Regions from separate parts of the Homo sapiens genome. Here all the other regions are linked to region 3. Evidence: chromatin loops called from intact Hi-C (ENCODE). Cell type or tissue: heart right ventricle. All regions are shown on one strand. Region 1 has its middle 140 kb from the start of LINC02227. Region 2 has its middle 13 kb from the start of LINC02227. Region 3 holds the start of LOC124901122 (a long non-coding RNA gene).

Region 1 (5,000 bases), 61 kb before region 3:
CTAGGGGAATGTACCTAGACTGAAAAGAGCAAAAATTCCTTCTGGATGAGGTTGTCTAGTACAACTCCCTTGAAGCATTGGTTTTCATATTGAACAACTCTAGGTCAGGGGTCGAATGACATCACTGACTCATGAAACCCATGCCTCTGCAACAAGTCCCTCATCCAGCATTTTATAGAACAAAGTCTTTGGAGCTAAATCCTTGCTTTGCAACTTATCAACTGTGTGACCCTGGACTACTTAACTGCTCTGAGCCTCAGCTTCCTCATCTTTAAATGGGGAGAGCCATATACTCTTGGATTGTGGGTAGGACTCAATTAGTGCTATTAATTATGGGAAAGATTCAATTCGCTCAGGATACAAAATCAATGTGCAAAAATCACAAGCACTCCTATATACCAATAATAGACAAATAGAGAGCCAAATCATAAGTGAAGTCCCATTCACAATTGCTACAAAGAGAATAAAATACCTAGGAATACAACTTACAAGGGATGTGAAGGACCTCTTCAAGGAGAACTACAAACCACTGCTCAAGGAAATAAGAGAGGTTGCAAACAAATTGAAAAACATTCCATGCTCATGGATAGGAAGAATCAATATTGTGGAACCAAAAAAGAGTCTGTATAGCCAAGACAATCCTAAGCAAAAAGAACAAAGCTGGAGGAATCATGCTACCTGAATTCAAACTATACTTCAAGGCTACAGTACCCAAAACAGCAAGGTAGTGGTACCAAAACAGATATATAGACCAATGGAACAGAACAGAGGCCTCAGAAATAACGACATACATCTATAACCATCTGATCTTTGATAAACCTGACAAAAATAAGCAATGGGGAAAGGATTCCCTATTTAATAAATGGTGTTGGGAAAACTGGCTAGCCATAGGCAGAAAACAGAAACTGGACCCCTTCCTTACACTTATGCAAAAATTAACTCAAGATGGATTAAAGAAGTAAATGTAAGACCTGAAACCATAAAAACCCTAGAAGAAAACCTAGCAATACCATTCAGGACATAAGCATGGGCAAAGACTTCATGACTAAAACACCAAAAGCAATGGCAACAAAAGCCACAATTGACAAATGGGATCTAATTAAACTAAAGAGCTTCTGCACAGCAAAAGAAACCATCACCAGAGTGCACAGGCAACCTACAGAATGGGAAAAAAATTTTGCAATCTATCCATCTGACAAAGGGCTAATATCCAGAATTTACAAAGAACTCAAACAAATTTATAAGAAAAAACCGACAACCCCATCAAAAAGTGGGCAAAAGATATGAACAGACACTTCTGTCATATAAAAGAAGACATTTATGCAGCCAACAAACATATGAAAAAAAGCTCATCATCACTGGTCATTAGAAAAATGCAAATCAAAACCACAGTGAGATATGATCTCATGCCAGTTAGAATGGCGATCATTAAAAAGTCAGGAAAAAACAGGTGCTGGAGAGAATGTGGAGAAATAGGAACACTTTTACACTGTTGGTGGGAGTGTAAATTAGTTCATTGTGGAAGACAGTGTGGTGATTCCTCAAGGATCTAGAACCAGGAATACCATTTGACCTGGCAATCCCATTACTGGGTATATACCCAAAGGATTATAAATCATTCTGCTATAAAGACACATGCACATGTATGTTTATTGCAGTACTGTTCACAATAGCAAAGACTTGGAACTGACCCAAATGCCCATCAATGATAGACCAGATAAAGGAAACGTGGCACATATATACCATGGAATACTATGCAGCCATAAAAAAGATGAGTTCATATCCTTTGCAGGGACATGGATGAAGCTGGAAACCATCATTCTCAGCAGACTAACACAGGAACAGAAAACCAAACATCGCATGTTCTCACTCATAAGTGGGAGCTGAACAATAAGAACACATGGACACAGGGAGGGGAGCATCAAACATCAGAGCCTGTCGGGGAGTAGGGGGGCTAGGGGAGGGATAGCATTGGGAGGAATACCTAATGTAGATGATGGGTTGATGGGTGCAGCGAACCACCATGGCACGTGTATACCTGTATAACAAACCGGCATGTTGTGCACATATATCCCAGAACTTAAAGTATAATAAAAATAAAGAAAGAATGTTGTGTGAAGAACATGGGGCTAGGAGCTAAAGATTAAACAACCCTGCTTTGAGTGAACCAGGCATATTTCATTTTTCCATGTCATGTGAATATGAATAGTTCCAGTCTTCAAGAATGGAAGAAATAGGGAAGGTGTATCATTAAGCTGACTAAAAAAATAGAAAAGTGTTGTTGGTTTATTTACTCAATTAGTTCATTTGACACAAATTTATTTGAAACCTGGCATACTAGACATAAAAAATACAATATCAGCCCTCAGTGACCAGGCTATAGGGCAGGTTTGGGTTTTTGTTTGTTGCAAGACATTCCCAACACTCTTTTAAAAATCAGACCATGAAAACATTCCTTGTCCTGTTTAGGTGAAGAACATAATAGTAACTCAAATCCCGGCTTTCCATAAAGAGTGCCCTGAAGTATACATGGGAATAATTAAAGCCAAAACATTAAAAATAATAAAAAAGATGGTTGTGTGAGGGTTGTAACTGGGCACTGACACCATATGACATAATTGGCGCTCGCCTCCCAGCTTCATCTGAATCCAGCATTCTAAGGCCCTTTCGTAACAGCAACGAACATCTGCTCCAAAGAAGAGCCCTACACCCAGGCAAGAAGAATCGTGCAGAAGGGCGTGTTTTCCTTAAAGTGCAGTAATATGTTATTAAAGTGTCAAATACCTACATTTGCGACAATAATTATATAAACACAGGCTCGAAGACTGTAGGAAAAAAGATACACCAATTAAAAAAAAGAAACCCATAGGAGAGGCAGCATTTGATGTTGAGATGAGGTTTAGTTAACTTTTCCAAGGTTGGAGTTGAACATATTTAAAAGGAATGAAGATGATCCTACTGGCTTTTATTATGATTATGATTATTTCTTCTCCTTCTTAAAGACTTCCTCACTTCAAGCAAGAATTATTTATTAACAAGTGGAAATCATTACTTTGTGATTTTATTCAGCACAACATTATATGGAAAAAAATAGGCTCACAAGCTGCCTGAATGTCATCATGTAATTTCCTCACTTTTTCTAAATTGAGCTCATCCATAAATTTTCAGAAACAGTATTTTAAAAACCTACCAACAAATTTTCCATGCTTCTCATTCCAACCCAATTCTTTGAAAATATTTTTCTACTCCATTCCCCACTGAGAGAGAGAGAGAGAGAGAGAAAGAGGAAGAGAGAGAGAGAGACAGGGAGAAGAGAAACATGGGTGAGAAAATGCTGTGATCACAGGGGATTAGCTTGCCCACAATTTCTTCAAAATTGTAATTGTTCACAAATTCACGTGGTCCCTAGAGAACAGAACAAGATGAATTTCATCCACATGTTGAAGTCCATTCTGCCCAAGGTTGATATATTGCATGTGTGTGTCCCTTTCCAAGGTTAATGACACAAACTGGACTCTTGGGGAGGAGATTATCTCTTTAGCTCAGTCAATGCTGTCAATTTTTAATGTTTGAAAAGTTTAGAAGATTTAAGTGGGATTCCAGTGCCTACATTCTCCCAGCGAATGGGTTTATCAGTGAAAGTTAAAATGGCTGCTGAAAGTTCCAATTTCCTTCCTTTATTTCCAATGTTTCTTTGTAAGAATTGTTTAAGGATGGTGAGGGATGAAACGAAGCAACATAGAAAAAGGATTAACTATCTTGGAAACAAACATATTAGGTCTTGCCTAAGCATTCCACATGTGCTCCCAAGCTTCAAACATATTCATATCACATTCACAAATTTTGCCAAATTCACATATCACTTGACTATTATTTATTTAACATTTTCTTTAAAATGGCTCTTTTTTTACATAGATAAATTTGCATAGAAATGAAACTTTATATAACTGCTGTTAATGGGAAGGCATTACCATTGGTCATTAAGGAGTTTACCACAAAAACACATGAGCAGGCTGGGCACGGTGGTTCATGCCTGTAACCCCAGAGCTTTGGAAGGCTGAGGTGGGAGGAATGCTTGAGCCAGGAGTTCAAGACCAGCCTAGGCAACATAGTAAGATCCTGTGTCTACAAAAATTAAGAAGTTAGCCAAGTGTGGTGGTGTGTTCCTGTAAGTCCCAGCTACTCAAAGGGGGCTGAAGTGGGAGGATTGCTTGAGCTCCTGGGAGGTCGAGGCTGCCGTGAGCCATGATTGTGTCACTGCACTCCAGCCTGGGCAACAAAGAGAGACCCTGTCAAAAAAAAAAAAAAAAAAAAAAAAAAAAACACCTAAAAACAAAAATCATGAAAATATGAGGAGGGAAAACTAAACTGTGATATTAAAATCTAGTTAAATACATGTTCTTGTTCAAGGCGCCATGCCTGAGGTTGAGGTCTGTTCTCTCTTTACGGTAAGGAAGTTTAGCAAGTGTTGAGGTGGTGAGGACATGTTAGCACCACAGGAAGACTTGCTCTTTGAAGAAATCAGAAAGGGTGATTGAGAACTGAAAAAGGAATAACTTTCTTACTACATAGTTTAATACCATTTAATGTTCATTTCCAAAAGCAAACCCCTGGACACTGACAGGTGTCTGTCATCTCACCAGCAATGCATCCTACAATTTAAGAAGCTTTGCTAGCAGTCTCATGCTTTATAATGTCTTCTTAGACTTTGCAAAGTGCTACCACATACAGTGTTCTATTTGGTCCTCATGGTAACTTGGCAATGTAGATAGGACCATAATTATTACTTTTATTCTACTGGAACTGAAAGTGCGAAGCAACATATTTTAAGTGCACACAGGAAGTCAGTGGCAAGGCTCTCTCTGAAACTTAGAATTATTTTTCACTAAAAAAATACATTTCAAAGTTTATTGATACATTCTCCATTGCATCTTAGAAGTTTTCCTTTTTTAAAAAATTCTTTTTCCTTCAAATGAGAGGAAGATATTTAAAAACAAAAT
Region 2 (5,000 bases), 63 kb after region 3:
CAGTGTTTGCATTGTCCCAGCTAACGTAGGGATTCTTTATTTTTTTTTTTTTTTATCCAAAAGCAGAAGTTAGCAGTAATTCTATAAAGGCTTCAGTCCTCCACACAACACTCATTTTAGGGATTCATCTTAGAAAAATTTTCTTTCAGTTGTCATTTTTTTTTTCTAGACAATTGCAAATAAGCCTATCTGAGCTTTTCTCATCCATTTTGGAGAACAAAAACATTTTTTGACTAAGGCAAAAGTTGTAGAAATTACTATTCATTTATTATTTAACTAAAATTCCCCATCTTCTGTAGGCCTCCTCCAATAAGTTCAGCCAGCCTTGATGTCATTTTCCAAATGACTCACAGCCTTTGCTTCTCATACCTTGACTTCTCAAAGTGTTGTTTTTGGATTACCTGCATCAAAAACACCTAGGTGAACACATTACAAATGCATATCTCTGGACCTTACCTCAGTCATCCTGAATCAGAATATCTGAGATGAGACTCGGGCATTTTAGCAAGCTGCCATGATTCTTCTACTCACTGAAGTTTGAGAATGGTGGTTGCATTGTTTCCATTTTGACCATGAGTAATTCTCAGATGATCCCTTTATATGTCCTGTTGCAGTCACATGGGCAAGTTGTATCCTGCATAAAAGCACCTTGTCAACAGGGAGGGAGGATAAAATCAAGATGTTCACTCTGGTGCAAGATTGTGCCCACCAGAGGAAGAAGGTGCTTTTTCTAATTTGCACAAATGTCCCTTGGTTGCTCACTGGTTACCCACAAGGCTGCATCTGCCTGGAAGGGTCATCTTTTTCTAATTTACACAAGGACTCCGTGTGGGCTGGCAGTGCCCTACTTGTAGGTCTAATTTGTAAAGCCCATGAGACAGTCATCGCGTGTTAAGCTTTTTGTCCTGCTTCCCATTGTACCACACACACCAGTAAAACTCAATATTTGTAGAATCAAATTGAAAATGCTAATAACATATTAATACTAGAGAAAGAAAGACAGTTTTATCACTCACTCAAATAACAATAGCCTCCTTCATTTCTCTCCTCCCCTGAATTGAGCAAAATCAGGAGAATTTTCCACTGCAGACCACAGATTGAACATACAGTCTGTGTGGGGGGCAAAATGAAACTCTTCTTTTCCTTCCTAGTGGAAATAAAACTTTTTGGCAGTAATTCTTGGATTGTTTTCTTTGGAAATTGCATTCATGTGATTTTCAAGATGTTTCCCGGGCTTTGTTGAAATTTGATCCATTTAACAAGAAACACATAACTCAATTCATGTTAAAATTCTCAGGGTTACTTAAGAATAATTATGAGTTGTCCATGTGTGCTAGAAAAACAGTCCAGACTTCCTCAAGAATGGGAAGATTATTTGTCTCTCTGGGGTAATGTTTCTCCTGGTTAAGTATGCCCAGTGAAAGAGTTTGCTCAAAAAGTAACCCCAAGTTTTTCCCTGCGAAGTAGTAGACAGGCTTCATGAGTTTCACTCCCAAAGCCATTTTCAGAGGTGATTTATCATGTGAACCAAGGGTCTCTATGAACTTCTATGGAAATGACAACATAACGTCTCACACACCTAAAGAGAGTGAGACTTGGGCTGAATTCTGAGATGTAATGGTTGGATTTCATCTAAATCATAGTTTTCTGAGCTTACTTTCTTGGCTAGCCTTTCCTTCACTTGTACCCTTCTTTTTTACTAAACCCTCTAAGCTACAGCTAAATCAGATGAAACCCCGTAAATCTCCCTTGCACTCATACCACTTCTCTAACACAGAAATGGAATCCCCTGAGCGTTCACGGACTCACAAGCAGCAAAGATGAAATACATGGAGAAGTGGGGTTGGACCCACTCCAGCCTGCGAGTTGAAGCTCCGCTGTGGCCTTGCAAGTCAGGAAATGCTTCTTGTTCCACCAATATTGAAAAAAAAAAAAAAAAAGGCCGATCCCTATTCATCTCTTTCTTAGCTGAGCCTCTTCTTGTTGGTTACAGGTAACACACACCCATTAGTTAGGGGTATTCATTGCAAAGATACAGGAGTGTGTCATAGAACCCAAAGTCCACAGAAAGAATGAGAACTGGAAATCAGAGGTCATCAGTACACAGGCAGTGTTTTCTCACCACTCTTCATCTTTGCTTCTCTCACTTCATGCACTAGCTTCTTAACCCAGTTCTACATGGGGAACACAGTATTCTCTTGTTTAAATTTTCTGTTTCAAAGGTCAGCCCAGATTTGCTTTTCTTCGTCGCGATTCCAAATTCCCAAGGAAGGGAGGTTGATTGACTCACTGTAGATCTGTAACCTCTTCTGGTATAGTCATCTGTGGCTAAGGATAGAGTCAAGCTGGACCAGCATGAGTTCTGGGAGCTTGTCTCCATTCCTTCCTGGATGGTGGGAAGGAACATCCCTGAGAAAGCAAACTGGGCAGAAATTGAAAAGGAAACCTGTAAAATCCTAATGTCTATGATCCTAGAAACAAAATAGCACTTTAGGTTCATTTATCCCAACCACCCATTCATGGTAGGGATAAGTTCTGCCACATACTTGACTAATAATTGATAATCCTTCAGCCCTGCTTGATTCCCCCTCATGAGGATGGAGAGTTTACACCTTATGATCCATTTAACAAGAAACACACAACTCAATTCATGTTAAAATTCTCAGGGTTACTTAAGAATAATTATGAGTTGTCCATGTGTGCTAGAAAAACAGTCCAGACTTCCTCAAGAATGGGATGATTATTTGTCTCTCTGGGGTAATGTTTCTCCTGGTTGAGTATGCCCAGTGAAAGAGTTTGCTCAAAAAGTGACCCTGAGTTTTTCCCTGCAAAGTAGTAGACAGGCTTCATGAGTTTCATCCCCAAAGCCATTTCAGAGGTGATTTATCATGTGAACCAAGGGTCTCTACGAACTATGAACTATGAGGTCTCAGTATTATTAACATTTCTTTCTTAGGTTACAAAAAAAATTCTTGCAGAAATGCCCATCCAAAGATAGTTCTAACTATTAAAGCAGCTTGTATCTCTAACTTTGAAGTGATATATATATATAATATGTATATTATAAATTACATATATTCATATATAATATATTATCTATAAATTCAGGAGCTTAAAAAGAGATTAGCAAGAGGAAAGATGGTATGAGAAAAAGAGCATAGGTTCTGGTGATAGATTGCCAATTTTCAAATCACTATTCACTAGCTCTGCAACCTTCAACAAACACTTGATCCTCTATTTCTTCAATTGTAAAATGATCACAGTGTCATGAAGATAAAATACTGTAAAGTGCAAAGAACATTCAGCTAAGTGCCTGACACCGAGTTGAAGCTCAGTATGTGTTAGCTGCCATCATTTTCCTTTAGCATTACTTACTTGTAGAAATACAACCAAATCACATATTTTCTAGGCCTTCTGTCATTCTGCCACTGATATTTCTCAGTTTGACCAGATAACTTTCCTCAAAGGACCTTGTCCATGCCAATGTCTAAGGCAATGACAGCGCCAAAATATTTTTCAGACACAGCCTGGGACTTGTTTCTGGTAAGCAGGCTGGAGAAACATTCGCGCTTCACAGACCACCTGTCAAAGGGGCGGGTACCATTCTATTTGTTATTCAAGCATAAAGCTGAAGCCTTCTCGCTCAAGCTGTAATGATGGGAACTAAGTGCAGAGACTACTGCATGTATAGTTTACAGAATTGAAATACAGAAGTTGACATTTTTATGATTTTTCATAATCTTTGTGAGTAAGTGGTGTAGCCAGAGTCAAGGAGCTCTGCATCCGTTCTCACCTCTTGGGATTGGTGTAAAGGTGTAGAGAGAGAAAAGAAATGGAAACAATTGGAGCTACCTGAGGGATGCATTTGCTCTTTCCTCTCCCTAAGAAGCCAAGGAGGGTTGCATAATATCAGGCTGCCCTAATGCATGGGGACAGCATTACTCCCTAGGCTGCAGGTGCCCTCAAAGCAAGAGGTACCAAGAATGTGGTCAGCTAACATCTGTTTAAAAGAATTACTATTGCATTTTGGCCTTGCTGTGAATAGTGTGCCTGTGGATCTTCCTGGCAGCAAAATGGAATAGAATTGAGTGGGTATCTTGAAGCAGGCTTCTTCCATGTTCTGGGGTCACTGAGGGCTTTGGGAATCATGCCTGGGCCACATGCACCACATTGGTTTCCATAATGCTTGCTGGGCAGCCAGAACTTGTCAGATGTATCCCAAGATCTTACTGCTGTGCAGAGATATAATATTAAAAAAGAAAAAGGGGCTGGAGGAATGTCACATGTCCAAGCTAACCATTTACTAAACACAAGATCTATGTGAGGCATGATCTTTAAATCAGCAAACATTTACTATGCACTTGCTATGCACTCTATATATGGCAGTGCCATTACAAGGGAGGACAGAATGTATCCAAGAGCACTAGGAGTGTAGAATATAGCCAGATTCTACCTGGGGTCAGGGAGAACTGAGAAAGTTTCTCAGAAGTGTGATATTGATGAATGCCTTAAACAATGGTGTCAGTTTCCAAGAATCTGTAATCACATGAAAAATGCCCAGGGTGTAATGCTGAGTGAAATACGTATATACTAAATATTTTATAGCACAATTGAATTTGATTACACAAACCATAAACAAAATATAAGGCAGACACTTTTTTCTATTTTATCTTCTATTTATACCTACCTGATGAATAGATGCAATTATTATCTGCATTTTGTTATGTATTTAAGAAAAAAAAGAAAAACCACCAAAATGTTAATCTGAGTAGTTGATTATGAGTAAATGTTGTTTACCTCTTAATAGGCTATTATAGCATTTAAGGTGTCAGATAAAAATAACAAACATGTTATTTTTAAATAGACTCTTATATATATGGCCAATTAATTACATATATGGTCAATTGACAAAGGTGCCAAGACCATTAAATGAGAGCAAGGATAGTCTTTTCAACAAACGGTTCTGGGAAAACTAGATATCCATATGCAAAAGAATAAAG
Region 3 (5,000 bases):
GTGCAAACTGATTTTCTTAGAAACTTTTAAGTGTGCACAGCTGTTTTGAGAAGAAAATATTTTGATAGAGAAACTTCTGCTTCGTTTCATTTGGGGAAGAAAACAATGGAGCTATCAAATGCTGAATGGAAAAATTTGTATAAAAAGGCAAGAGCATCTAGAGTTGCCTCTTTTCAGGGAAGAAGGGACATTAAGAGAAGTGTGGGCAGGGAGCTTTCCACTGGAGGTTAATTGGCAGTCCCTTTGGAAGAAAGCCAGAAATGTCATCTTGTTTCCAGCCAGGGATATTGATTTCAATACTAATGGAGATTTGAACTGGACCTTCAACAGTTTACAGAAGTTCCTCTCTCTGGTCAAGAAGCCATGGGCTTCATGTTCAAGTGAGTTTGGGATGTGCTCTGTGGCTATGTAGCAAGCCCCTATACCTCTATCCTGTCATCACAGTGATTCTCAACATCTTTTCTCTCTCCTCTTCTGCACTGGGAAACATCGTCCTGTTAGAGAGAAGTGCATTTACAGCTGAAATTACCAAAGTGGCCCATTATGTTTATCAAGACAGAAAAAGAAAAAAGATTACAGTTTGTCCCAGCTGTCTGCAGAACAGCTCTCCTTCTATTGGAAGGGTACTGATCCATGTTGGTTTTTTTTTCCTCTCTCCCCTCTTAAAAATTAAGTGCATGCAGGAATACCCTTCAAGATGTGATTTCAGGGGAAAAAAATGATGATTAGCAGGACAAAAGGTCAGGGCATTCCAGAACATTGAGATTTCCACATAGCTGCATTTTGGGGTTGTGTTTCAAATCTCCTACCACGTGTGCTTCTATCTCACATGAAGGGTATCAGGGAGATCACTAATCCCAAGAGAAGGTTTTTCAGAGATGAATTTACACCAAACTGGAGTGGGGTTGAGGAAAGGAAGAAAGAGGCTGAATTCCACTGACAATGGCTAATTGTTGTGACTAATTCAGCTTTTGGAAGGTAGAACTCCATGGAGTGTGTGAGCTGCAACATGGTTCCTGTTTTAATTAGTGGCACCACAGGGAGAAGATGGGCTTATAATTGAGTAGTTTGCTGATCGGTCAACTTCAACCCATAATCAGACACGCTGAGAAGTGGACATTAACGGGGAGCTTTGACTAGCAGGAAGTCTGCCCCATTAGCATAGCTGGTGTCAAATCAGGTTGTTGTCTTTCTTCTTGATTCTTTCAGGAAGAGGATGGCAAACAAAATGTTTTCTAGACTAGTTCTCTCACTCTCTCTCCATCTACTACATCTCTGTTCCAGTTTTGCTTAGCCTATCTCTGCACAGGCACACTAACATGAATAGAATGATTGGCATTTCCATCTTGCAACTTTCCCTCCAAGATTTATTGTTGGATTCTCTCTTCTCATGCCAACACCACGACCATCCATCACAGTATACAATCCCCTTCCATAAATGCACCTTAATTTTTGTTTTGAAAAATTCTCTCCCTCCCACTCTGTGGAATCTCGATGAGACTCTTAGTTAAGGGTTATATTCTCCGTTTTCTCCTCCCACACATCCCCATCCCCACCAAGAAAGAATTGGAGTCGTGATCCAAATTAGGCCATCTGGACTTTTTTTCCCAAAAACTTTGACTCTCGAGAAAGATGTCAGAAAAGAAAAATAGTTGAAGCTAAAGTTTCTAGTGGGAAACTATGATCAGATTTTTTTTCTCTCTCTCTTGCTATCTAAACCCCTAAGCTATTGGTTTCCTCTCCATTTCTTATCCTAATTCTCAATACTTGACCATACCCACAAGCCCTTCACTCTCCTATGTCACCTTCCTCTCTGCTTAAATTAGGCAGAATGAGTTTCTGTTGCTTGTAGTTGAGTAACCCCAAATGAGAAGGTATCCGGGAGAAAGCACCTCAATGTACAGCTTAATGTTCATTCTCCACCATCCTTTTCCTACTCCCGGTAAGAAAATGTGCAGAAGGCAAGAAAATCATACTTGTGGTGTATGAGAAGATAAATTTAAAAATGAGAAGAAATGCCGCACTCTTACTAATGAATCTGGGTTTAGGGCCTGGCGTGAGTGTCTTCATCCCAGATGTTCTCATGGGATCTGCTTGGAAGCTGCATTCCCATGGGATTCTCACTGTTCTTTGGACCATGACAGTGATTTGTCTGGCTTCTCTTCCTGCTCAGTTTTCTGTCAGGGGCCCCCGCACTCATTCATGCCCTCAACTATTTGGGGTTGACTGCTGATACATGCATAAATGTCATACAGCATCTATGCATGTCATGCAGCATTTCCCTGCAGGAGGGGGAAATGCCACCTACCCTCCGTTTCCCGGCTGTATTTTGGGCATGGTTTGTATTAGCTAGCTTAAAGGCAGGGAGTATTGGCATGCCTTCAGATGGGTGTGTTGTACATGTGTGTATACTCTGTTGCCAAGCTACCCAGGAGCAACACATCCTCAGAGCTTCACTTGCCTGCCCAGCATATTCTCGGGGCCTCTGCCGGGGGGAAAACACCCACCTGGGCTTGGGGAGACCCTAATGTGTTTAAAATGTTGTTTCACCTAGATGTACAAATCAGGCATTGGTCCTCAATGCTAGTCTGGGGTCAAGAAGTTCCAGCAGCCAAAAAAAGCCACAATTCCCACCTTGTAGATTACAGACTGTGTGTTCAGAATTTTAAGGAGTGAGCTGAGGCTTATCCCGAGCTGAGTAGGATTTATACCTTTCACCGGTTATGAACACAGAAGTGAGAAAAATATACATACACGAGGGCGTTCACCATAGTTAGATGGGGGTCAGAGGAAGGAAAGCCAGCTTGGCCAATGCGCTTTCATAACCACATCAATTCAGGGCTTTCACGGGTTTGATTTTCTTTCAGCCCAATCCACTAAGGAGTTGCTCACGAGTTCTGTGGATTTTCTGCACAATTGCAGATTATTGCCATGGCAACAACAGAACCATGTGACAACTTTGCTACCTCAGAGACCAGGAACAGCCACTTACGGGCAACACACATCATCTCGTAAATGGGACTCTGTGCCGTTGGCCTCACATGGTCTTAAGGCTAATCACTGCTTTTCCACAGATGGAATTTTCCCCCACCCACTCCATTTTCATGATCTTTTAAAACAATTTGGATTTGCTCTAAAGCACTTCCATATTTGCCTCTGTTTATTTGGTCATAATAAAGGTATTATTTTGGTGGATTGGAGAAAGGAAAAAGAGGGGTAAATTTTGATGGGTGAAGGCAGATGGGATGCAATGGGCAGAGAAGAAACAATTTTGCTAGCAGATGGTTTTCTTGCCACAATGTTACTAGAGTTGAAACCCATGACAGTTCTGAAATTCTGGGTCGGCCACACACAAGAACACACTGGCAATGAATAAAATTTGCTTTCTTGCCAAATGAACTCAACTCTTTTGTCCACGTTGCAGGCACAATGAGAAATGGGGCCATTGATAATTAAGTTAGAGATGTGATTGAGAAGGGGAACCAGGTAATACTTGTTCCCTGGCAAAACAATCAATTTATTTTTCAGAAACTAATGCACATAGCCAAACCCCAGGCTCTTTCTGCCAAACATTTTCCCTTTAATTTTTTAACCTCTGGGCATTTCAAGGAAAATTGAATCCACATGTTTTCAGATTCATTTGCAAATACAGTTTGCTCAGAGCTGTTTGATGACCAGTATACCCTTTGAGTGTTTTTATGAGCTCAAACTTATTTTCCCCCAAGCCTCTTGCTTCTGAACCAGGAAGTGGCATTTGGAGTTTGTAGCAGAATTAAGAAACAATCATTTTCTAAAGCCTTTGCCAAGTGCTCTTGCCTCTTTCTGGAACCTGGTAAAGCTAAAAAAAGGTTTTCACCCAGTGCATAAGAATAATTGAGGGTAACTTACTGTTTTTACAACTGAAAAGCAGACCTAATATGGACACGATCCAATTCCTGGATCACATGGCTTCCCCATCTTTCTTTATTACTGATGACATTTGCATGGAAGCAGATGCTTTCTTTCCCAGGGACACGTCTCCACCTGTGATATAATTCCCTGATTGGAATAATGCTTCTGAGACAGGGTTGGAAGTTTAGATTTAACCCTCCCCACAGACAAAATTATAGAAAACACTCTTTGTTTATTATAAGTGAATCATATCTGCAAAGAAGAAGGGTCCCCTCTTACTATGGACACACGGAATTTGGGAACTGCGTGCTTATTCTTTTCTGTCTCAGCCATATGACCCAAAACGAAATTCTAACTTCCAGAAAGCCAGGCATACGTATGGGGGATGTGTGGGGGATGTATATATGTGTGTGTGTGCCTGTGTATTCTAGGTATTATTAAAAAGACACTCAGTAACAAGGAGAAGAGCAATTGGGAAAGTCGCACAGAGCAGGAAAAATGTCTCTACGCTGGGGATTTTTCTGAGTTCAGCTCTCAAGTTTCCTTTGAGGCTGCTCTGATGAATTCCACCTGCATTCCAGGACACTTGTTAATGAGGAATTAGTCTGAGGAGTTCTCTGGATAAATATTTGTGAGCAAATAACATTCTTCCTGGAAGCTCACATCTATTGGCGTCTATTTTTTCTTCCTTCTTTTTTTCTCTTTACCAGACTTATGATCCCAGGGAAACTTGCACTAAATTCACATGCCCTATTTTTAACTTTCATCTGGACTTCCTTCTTTTTTTTTTTTCTTCAAGCATGAGAATCAAGCAAATAACGACCCTTTGTATTGTGTCCAGTGGAAGGTCACAAGCTCAGGGAATTTACTTAAGTTCCCGGGAGAAGTCAGGCCATAAAAGATTCGTGTGCATGGACTTCAGACTGTGCCATTTTGACTGTTGGGTCTGCTAACTACATTCACTTCCATTCTACAAACAAAAGCAACTGGTGAATGAATACAGCAATAGTTTTGGCTTTCGTAGAGAAATTGACTGTACATTCATAGCTTTGCTTCATCCATGGCCCACCCAAATCAAGAGGGTTAAGTGGGTCCCAGGCTGCTGACAT

The links. Hi-C counts contacts between places; a loop is a spot of excess contacts. Peaks named below come from ENCODE experiments on the same cell type or tissue, not always from the same donor. Only the 100,000 strongest peaks of a DNase experiment are listed, where the experiment ranks them.
Region 1: a loop joins it to region 3, with 1.9 times the contacts of the local background. A loop is called at or near these places in 2 of 110 quality-filtered maps.
Region 2: a loop joins it to region 3, with 3 times the contacts of the local background. A loop is called at or near these places in 3 of 110 quality-filtered maps.

The regions. Positions count from the first base shown.
Region 1 is chr5:158,544,604-158,549,603 of GRCh38, reverse strand. No RefSeq gene overlaps it. Among named protein-coding and RNA genes, the nearest start is that of LINC02227, 140 kb to the right of the region's middle. In heart right ventricle, no CTCF peak of the experiment used is centred here; a DNase peak (open chromatin) is centred at 2,653; H3K27ac peaks cover 1,562 bases.
Region 2 is chr5:158,420,147-158,425,146 of GRCh38, reverse strand. No RefSeq gene overlaps it. Among named protein-coding and RNA genes, the nearest start is that of LINC02227, 13 kb to the right of the region's middle. In heart right ventricle, no CTCF peak of the experiment used is centred here; no DNase peak of the experiment used is centred here; H3K27ac peaks cover 2,636 bases.
Region 3 is chr5:158,483,129-158,488,128 of GRCh38, reverse strand. LOC124901122 (a long non-coding RNA gene) reads right to left here and starts at 2,918. Exons shown (of 2, transcript XR_007059020.1): 1 at 2,755-2,918. In heart right ventricle, no CTCF peak of the experiment used is centred here; DNase peaks (open chromatin) are centred at 2,432 and 2,908; H3K27ac peaks cover 5,000 bases.